Regions from separate parts of the Homo sapiens genome. Here region 1 is linked to region 2. The links are chromatin contacts, found by Hi-C or POLR2A ChIA-PET in ENCODE. All regions are on one chromosome and are shown on one strand. Each heading gives the region's core, a stretch centred on a gene start or an enhancer-like site at or near the end of the contact. The rest is flanking DNA. Distances are from core to core; before and after follow the strand shown. Region 1 has its middle 15 kb from the start of ID4. Region 2 has its middle 85 kb from the start of LNC-LBCS.

Region 1 (3,628 bases), core at 296-2,795, 130 kb after region 2:
TTATTCCTGAGAGGGCTATGTTCCTGAGAGAACAAAATTATTGTTTTTGAAACTCTAGAGAGAACTGCTCTGGCAAAAGAAATGTATCTTTTCATCTACAGTCATTCTGAGGTGAAAGATCTCATGATCACTCTGGACTATACAACCCACAAGCAGACTTCAAGGATACCTACAGGAACCCCAGAAGTCCTGATTGATCACACAGGCCCTAAAGACCCTATCAACTTGTTTATCAACTTGCAATTCTAATTTCCTGAGAGTAAAACACCAGTAAAAAATAATCTCCTCCCTCAATATTCTAGAGAATGCAAAGAAATACACAGTCACTGTAGACCTGTGAGCTTTTGCCAAGTTTGGTTTTCATTATTATACATATGAAGAGAATCATCTTCGCCAAAATCTATAAAGGGGCTGATTAACTCAGCTCTGTAGTAATTGTTTCATATTAAATCAGTCCAAAAGTTTAGGGCATGTTTCTCAGGAACTCTTTATCTAGCATCAGGTATGTATCTAAACAGTATAGTATCTGTTAATTTTGAAGTTATATAAAAAAAGAAAATGTGCATTTTCACACGTCTTAGTAGAAGCTCTTTACAGTTTATATAATCCAATGTTGATAGAGTAAAATTTTTTTATTCTTTCCAGTAATCAAAAAGTAGTCAAAATAAACAAAAGTTTCAACTTTTAGAGGTATCATTTTTTAGATTAGATTGCTTATATGGTTTGATGCTTTCTTAGAAGGTTGAATGATTCTAAAATGCTTTTAAGAAAAACATCAAGAATAAAAAGAATTACTTAAAACCAGGTCAAATAAAAAAAGATTATCAGAGATCTCATAAGGCTTGCAATATCATTTCAAGATTTATTTTAAAAGTAAGATTGCACTTTGTTCACTATTCTTCCCCTGCCAAAAGACACAGAACTTCCTTGTGAAACTGTGTTTAGGATCCATACCATAATATCATCTTTTCCAGGAAACTGAATCATAAAGAGGTCTATAGGGTGATCCTAGGAATGAAATCCCAAAATTCCGCAGGATGGGGCTAAGGTTTGTATTTTCAACCTGAGAACTTCAGGCTGCTTCTCCTTCAGCAACCTCCTCCTCTTCTCCACTGCAGCTCCCCCCAGCCTCCCTGAAGTCCCAGGGAGCTGGGGCCTGTCCTTCCTAACACAAACTTTCTTTCTTCTGGAAGTGCTGGAAAATCTCAGAGAGACTCACTGTCTCCCACATCCTGTAAATTTACCCAGGAGAGAAGCACTGTGCACACTTTGTGAGGAGGGTCGCGCTCATTGGAGAGACTCGGTGAAAGCAACGAGGAGACTGTACAAGCACACACGCAGCCTCTTCACCTCACACTCCACAGCTATTTCTCATGCACTCTGGCCTTAACTTTGCTGACCTTGCCACCGCAAGGTTTTATATCACTAAATAACAGAGCACGAGGCTGCCATGGTGGACAATCTGCCTGCACTTGCCCCTCCACATCACCAAAGCTCCTTAGATCCCATTCATCAAATATTTGCTTTTACACTTAAACACACAATTTATGAAACACAATTTCTGGTTCACCTAACCCTTGCATGACGTGAGTTTTGAAAAACCAGTAAATTTTCCTGCTGACATTCCTCAAGTTACACGCTTTCCTGGTCCTACAGGCAGTGCAAGTTATCTGCTGCCCTCTTTTGAATTTTAGGGCACACTGCACTCCTAAATAGGGCCTATTGCCTGAAGACAGCCTCTTTTCCCTGTCTAGGGGCTGCTTCAACCTTCTGGCTAATCCAGAGCCTACTGGAACAGCACTTTAACTCCCCTTTTGAGTGCTACTTTCTCTGCTGGTGTTCTTCCAAAGCAAAAGCAAAACCAATTTTATGAAGCAGCAAAAGAAGTATAAAGCATGCTATTACTTGTTCTTTTCTTTTTTCCCAGCTTATTGAGGTATAATTGACAAATAAAAATTCCATATATTTAAGGTATACAACTTGATGTTTTCACATATGTATACATTGTAAAATGATCATCGCAATCAAGCTAATTAACTTATCCAACACCTGATATCATTACCATTTGTGTGTGTATGTGTGTGCTGACAACACTTAAACGCTCTACCCTCTTATCAAATTTCAAGTATACTGCACAATATCATTAACTATTGCCACCATGTTGTACACTGGATTTCCAGAACTTATTCATCTTGCGTAACTGAAAATTTGTACCCGTTGACCAACATCTCCTTACTCCCCCAGCCTCTCCCCATAACTACCCTTCTAAACCTGCTTTGATGAGTTTTACCTTTTTACATTCCATATATAAGTGAGGTTATACAGTTTTCTGTTTCTGGTTTATTTCACTTAACATCCTCCAGGTTCATCCATGTTGTCACAAATAGGAGGATTTCCTTCTTTTTTAAGGTCGAATAATATTCCAGTATGTATATATACACTACATTTTCTTTACCTATTCATCCATTGACAGATGCTTAGGTTGTTTCCATAACTTCGCTATTGTAATTTCATTTCTTATCCGCCTGCCCCCTCTGGGCTGATCTATTAATTCCCCTAAAGTGTCTGCATGTAGTTCTGTTGATAAAGATACTGAAATGAAGAAGTATGCCAGAATACGATTTGCAAGCCTGTCCAGCTGAAGATAGCCATCCTTCCCAGACAGTAGAGGTTGAGGTTCTCACAGCAGTGACAGGTCACAGGGACATAGGCAGCCCTTCTAGGAAGTTAAACCTGCTGGGCTAGGCACGGCTCATTAACCCAGGTTTTGTGCAGACCTCCCCAACAACTGCTCTGCTGCAATGGGAGCATTCTCCAGTAACCATTGGTACCATGGCCCCTCCCTCAACCCCTCCCTCATAACGTCTCCCTGTGCTACCCTGACGTCCCTGGATAATCAACGCTCCTATTTCCTAGTGCCTACCAAACACGAGAAAGAACAGGTGAACATGACCCCTAAAAATAAAAAGAAAGAAACTATTGCCAACTTTTCCTCAAAATCATGCGGGGTTTTTTGGAGGACAAGAAGATAGCAACAATATAGTGCTGAGAAAAATCATAATATTGTGTCTGGAATTGGTGGGTTCTTGGTCTCACTGACTTAAAGAATGAAGCCGCGGACCCTCACGGTGTTACAGCTGTTAAAGTGGCGCGTCTGGAGTTCGTTCCTTCTGATATTCGGATGTGTTCAGTTTCTTCCTTTTGGTGGGTTCGTGGTCTCGTTGGCTCAGGAGTGAAGCTGCAGACCTTCGCGGTGTTACAGCTCTTAAGGCGGCGCATCTGGAGTTGTTGGTTCCTCCCAGTAGCCTTGTGGTCTCGCTGGCTTCAGGAGTGAAGCTGCAGACCTTCACGGTGAGTGTTATAGCTCATAAAAGCAGTGTGGACCCGAAGAGTGAGCAGTAGCAAGATTTATTGCAAAGAGCAAAAGAACAAAGTTTACACAGCGTGGAAGAGGACCCCAGAGGGTTTCCACTGCTGACTCGCGCAGCCTGCTTTTATTCTCTTATCTGGCCCCACCCACATCTTGCTTACTGGTAGAGCCGAGTGGTATGTTTTGAGGGCGCTGACTGGTGAGTGTACAATCCCTGAGCTAGACACAAAGGTTCTCCACGTCCCCACCAGATTAGCT
Region 2 (4,179 bases), core at 1,336-3,835:
TAAATGGACCCACTTGAAAGTTGTCATCGTTTGGCGGGTCGAAAATGTTCAAATATTTGCAATTTCCTATTTTAACTTAAATATTATGCAAGACAATATGAATATTATGATCTGATTTTGTTGTTTTTTAATATATACTCTGAAAATTTAGCAGCAGTTATCCTTGGGATGGGATTATGGGTCACTTTTAATTCGTTTCCTCTTTTGGCTTACCTATATTTTTTACTTCTTCAGGAATAAATCCCTGGGTTTACCCTCAAGCTCCAGTCTGAAGCTAGCCAAAATATTTGAGAAAATATTAGTCATTTCCTTGTGGCTGCTGTCAATCTTCATCCCCATTCTCAGCCTACTTGTACTCTTCAGGGTTGTTGAGTTTTTTCCCTATCTGTATTTCAGCAATTCTAACTATTAATACATAACCCATAGGGTTTGACACTACAACGAGTCAAACAATCTGATAACTTAAAAATCACATTGGGGCCGGGCGCGGTGGCTCACGCCTGTAATCCCAGCACTTTGGGAGGCCGAGGCGGGTGGATCACGAGGTCAGGAGATCGAGACCATCCTGGCTAACACGGTGAAACCCCGTCTCTAATAAAAAAATACAAAAAATTGGCCAGGTGTGGTGGCGGGCGCCTGTAGTCCCAGCTACTTGGGAGGCTGAGGCAGGAGAATGGCGTGAACCCGGGAGGCGGAGCTTGCAGTGAGCCGAGATCGCACCACTGCACTCCAGCCTGGGCGACAGAGCAAGACTCTGTCTCAAAAAATAAAGAAAAAAAAGAAAAAGAAATCACATTGGATTAGGAAACAAATCTACAATTGACCTGGATTTCTTTTTTTCTACCTAAACCCACTATAAATATAATATGTCACAATTCTGTCCAAAGAATTTTACGTTCCTGTCCACTGCACTGAAAATTAGAGATAGGCTCTCACAGAGGAAAAGCGATGCAAAACAAAGACTCTCAACAGCCTGAATGGAAATTTCTAGAAAAAATATGGTTCAGGTGGTAACTTCTTATCCGTTAAGAAGGACCAGTAACACTGATTCTGTCAGACATATCTTCTCTCATTTCCAGAAGTTTGGATTATTTCTAGATTTTTCTATCTCTTTCTCATCACCTACTCCTTTAGTTCCCTGCTTATCAAATGAGTGCTTTTCTGGCTTTACATTGATCATCGCCAATTTTTACTTTTCTTCTTTCTTGTTTTATTTGGCCATTGTTGTCCAAGAGAGCTAAACTTTGCCATCCTGTTTTGCCAATAGATTCTATCATTTATTTCAATATTTCCTGTCAGATATTAGTACCTGACTTGATGGATTTTCTATTTTGTATGTGTTAGTAATGAATATTAGTGTTTATAATCTTCTTTAAAGCTCAGAATTTATTTTAAAGGGAACTATTAAATCTTTAGGTTGGTGATACTGATCTATGTTTTAATGATGGAAAGCTGGGGAAAAATAATTTTAAATTAAACCTCACACCATTAACAGAGGCAGCATGAAGTGTTAGAAATTAAATTGCTTGTAAGTGGAGGTTATAACCCAGGTTCTGTAACAAACTCTGGGTGACTTTGAGCATGTGTCACTTAACCTCTTTGGGCCTTAAGTATCATCATCTGTATGTTAAAAGATTTTCAAGAGACAGAACATAGGTCTCTCTATTTCTGCTTTTGTTTGGCTCTCAATCCATTAATCCATAAATCCTCTTTGAGCTCCTGTGTGACTCTGATGCAACATTGATTGTCTACAATGACCAATAGCCAAGATCCACCCGGCCTGTGATTCCCACAGCTGTGAGACTCAGCTCTGAATCTTGAGTTGCCAAGGCACAGAGATTCTCTTATTATTTCTTTACTATTTCCTAATGGCTCTTTTGGTTTTCAAGGCACAGAAAGAATTCTCCTGACAGATGCTTCCACTGGGTGCAAGTAGCCCTGCTGCATAAACTTCTCCTATGCAACAGCTGATGGAGTTGAGTTTCACTGTGTCCATAGATGTCCAACACCATATTTAGGAATTTCCCAGACTCTCATTCTTCCCCAAATTCCCACCCAAACTGCACCCCTGTGGAACAGAAGTGAAAATTGACTAAGAATGTTATTCAGAATCAAATGGGAAAGTTTCCACAGCTCCAGGTAATAAAAGTAAAAAGACAGGGTGATCTTTGAATTCCTCTGGAGAAAAATTAAAATGTTCTTTATTAGTTGCTATAGTGTCCAAGGAAAGCCTCCTCTCACCCTTTTTTTTTTTTAAATAAGGGCTTCTCCTTCCTACACAGTTCTTTTAATACAAGTGAAAAATTCCAAATTCCTCATTTGTTTAGCTTGAAAATCCCCTGCACATTCCCACAAACTACTTCCTTTTCTCTCTTTTTAGCAAGACTCCCCTCTCTTTAATGAAGAGAAGTTCAGAGGGTTTTTCCCATGAATAGATGGCAGGCACCTGGGAGTTATGAATTTTAAAGTGATCATTTTCTTTCAGCCATGCTGGACAATGGGCATCTCCTTTTGACTCACTTTCACAGCTTTGAGAGGCTCTCAGATCAGCCACATTCCAATCGGACTGGAGTCAGATCAGAGCTGTGCTGGACCGCATCAAGGTCTCGCACAGAAAGACAAGGAGCAGATGGCCGGCACCGAGCCCTCCTCCCCCTTTCAGCGTGCAAAGGCAGGCAATGTGGGAAAGCGTTCGCCCGGCATTGCCTATTGATCCCTGAATAGAACCACCGCATGCCACCAGCCTGTAGGTATGAACCTCTGTTAACAGATGGTGAGATCATTATGAGCAATTAATTCCTTTAATGTATCAGTGGGAACATGTTGGAAAAGATGATGCAAGCACTGAGTGAATAGTGAACTTCTCACTCCTGGGGGAGCACGCAGGATCTACCTTGGGGGGTGCTGGGAATATCTTCCCAGGCTGCATCTATATCCCAGGCTGGAGACAGGAGCTGGGAACTGACTCCACAGAACAGAGGTGTGGTTTTCATTAACTAATTGTGAATCCTTGCCTTTCTTCATGATTAATGCCAGATTTGTCTCTAGGTCATTTTTATGTATACATAAGAATCATCCAAAACACAGAAACAAACAAAAACAATGTTGGTCAGTAAGTCCAAGATGCATGGGGAATTGTTTCACAGAAATCAGCAAAGTATCAGGTCATGGGTCACATTTGCTAAACACAAATATGGTTGTGACAGTTCTAAATTGAAAATAAATGTTGCTTTTGACAAAGATAAAAGAATGATAAAAATATGCACAGCCCAGCATTGGAGTAAGGAAGACAATGTTTGGACGTGTTATAAATTAGTACTTTTAAAAGAGGATTTAAAAAAAAAATGAACCCACATATATAATGAATTGGAGCAAATGACACATGTAGCAAATTATTTCCCCCAGCATAAGCTGGAATAATTTTTAGATCTCAGTAACAATATGAGAATGACTATCAGTGGCCAACTGAAAAAACCTGGTACCCTGTTATTCAGAAATGGCTCTGAGTACTAATCAGTGCAATAACAATGGCGTTTTTACATGTTTCCCGACTTTTTTTTTTTTAATATTTCATAGTGGAGGTGTTTTTCTTTCACAGGAAAAAGAAAAATCTTCTAACACAGTATGGATCATTGGGCAGAAGACAGAAAATACAGAAACAGGAAATACAGGCAACTATTCACTTAATTCATATTTAAATGACACTTTCTGCTTGTAATTAAGACACTCAAGTAGTGTCTCTGTTCATGAAATTTACATAACTGTACAATAGCTTGCCTAAATGAACAGCAAATGGCAGTTAACTTTGAAGTGTATTATCTTAATTGAATAAATCTGGCTTTAATTCAATAAATTAAAAACATAGAAAAAATATCGCAAAGACTTTTAAAAACAGACTTGCCACCCCCCATAAATACAGCATGGTACTGTTTATAGCTGTGTTGGAATGCTCGGACATTTTCCAGTATGATTTTAGAACTCTAAAAGCATTCCGGTACACACTCACTGTTTTTCCATCATTGTTTCCAAAGCAAATCAATGTCACTTTCTGGAAATCATTGATAAGAATATCTGAACACGAAATCAAAACACATAAGCTTGCTTATATGAGATGGTTCCTCATCTGGGCTTCCAATTTCTCCATCTCCATGGGAAATCTGGTCTTTCTCTTTTTCAATT

The links. Hi-C counts contacts between places; a loop is a spot of excess contacts on that map. ChIA-PET counts read pairs that join two places held with the same protein, here RNA polymerase II (POLR2A).
Region 1: a map of Caco-2 shows a loop between it and region 2 (2.4-fold over the local background). The contact joins two enhancer-like sites. A Hi-C loop is called at or near these places in 2 of 168 maps with a recorded cell type or tissue (Caco-2 and aorta). POLR2A ChIA-PET finds 5 or more read pairs at or near these places in 1 of 52 experiments (activated T-cell).

Annotation. Positions count from the first base shown.
Region 1 is chr6:19,850,346-19,853,973 of GRCh38, forward strand. No RefSeq gene overlaps it. Among named protein-coding and RNA genes, the nearest start is that of ID4, 15 kb to the left of the region's middle. Within about 2 kb of position 1,546, at least 3 of the 41 ENCODE cell types and tissues checked have a DNase peak (open chromatin) inside an H3K27ac peak, as active enhancers do.
Region 2 is chr6:19,717,171-19,721,349 of GRCh38, forward strand. No RefSeq gene overlaps it. Among named protein-coding and RNA genes, the nearest start is that of LNC-LBCS, 85 kb to the right of the region's middle. RefSeq lists enhancers at 1,821-4,179, 1,949-3,148. Within about 2 kb of position 2,586, at least 2 of the 41 ENCODE cell types and tissues checked have a DNase peak (open chromatin) inside an H3K27ac peak, as active enhancers do.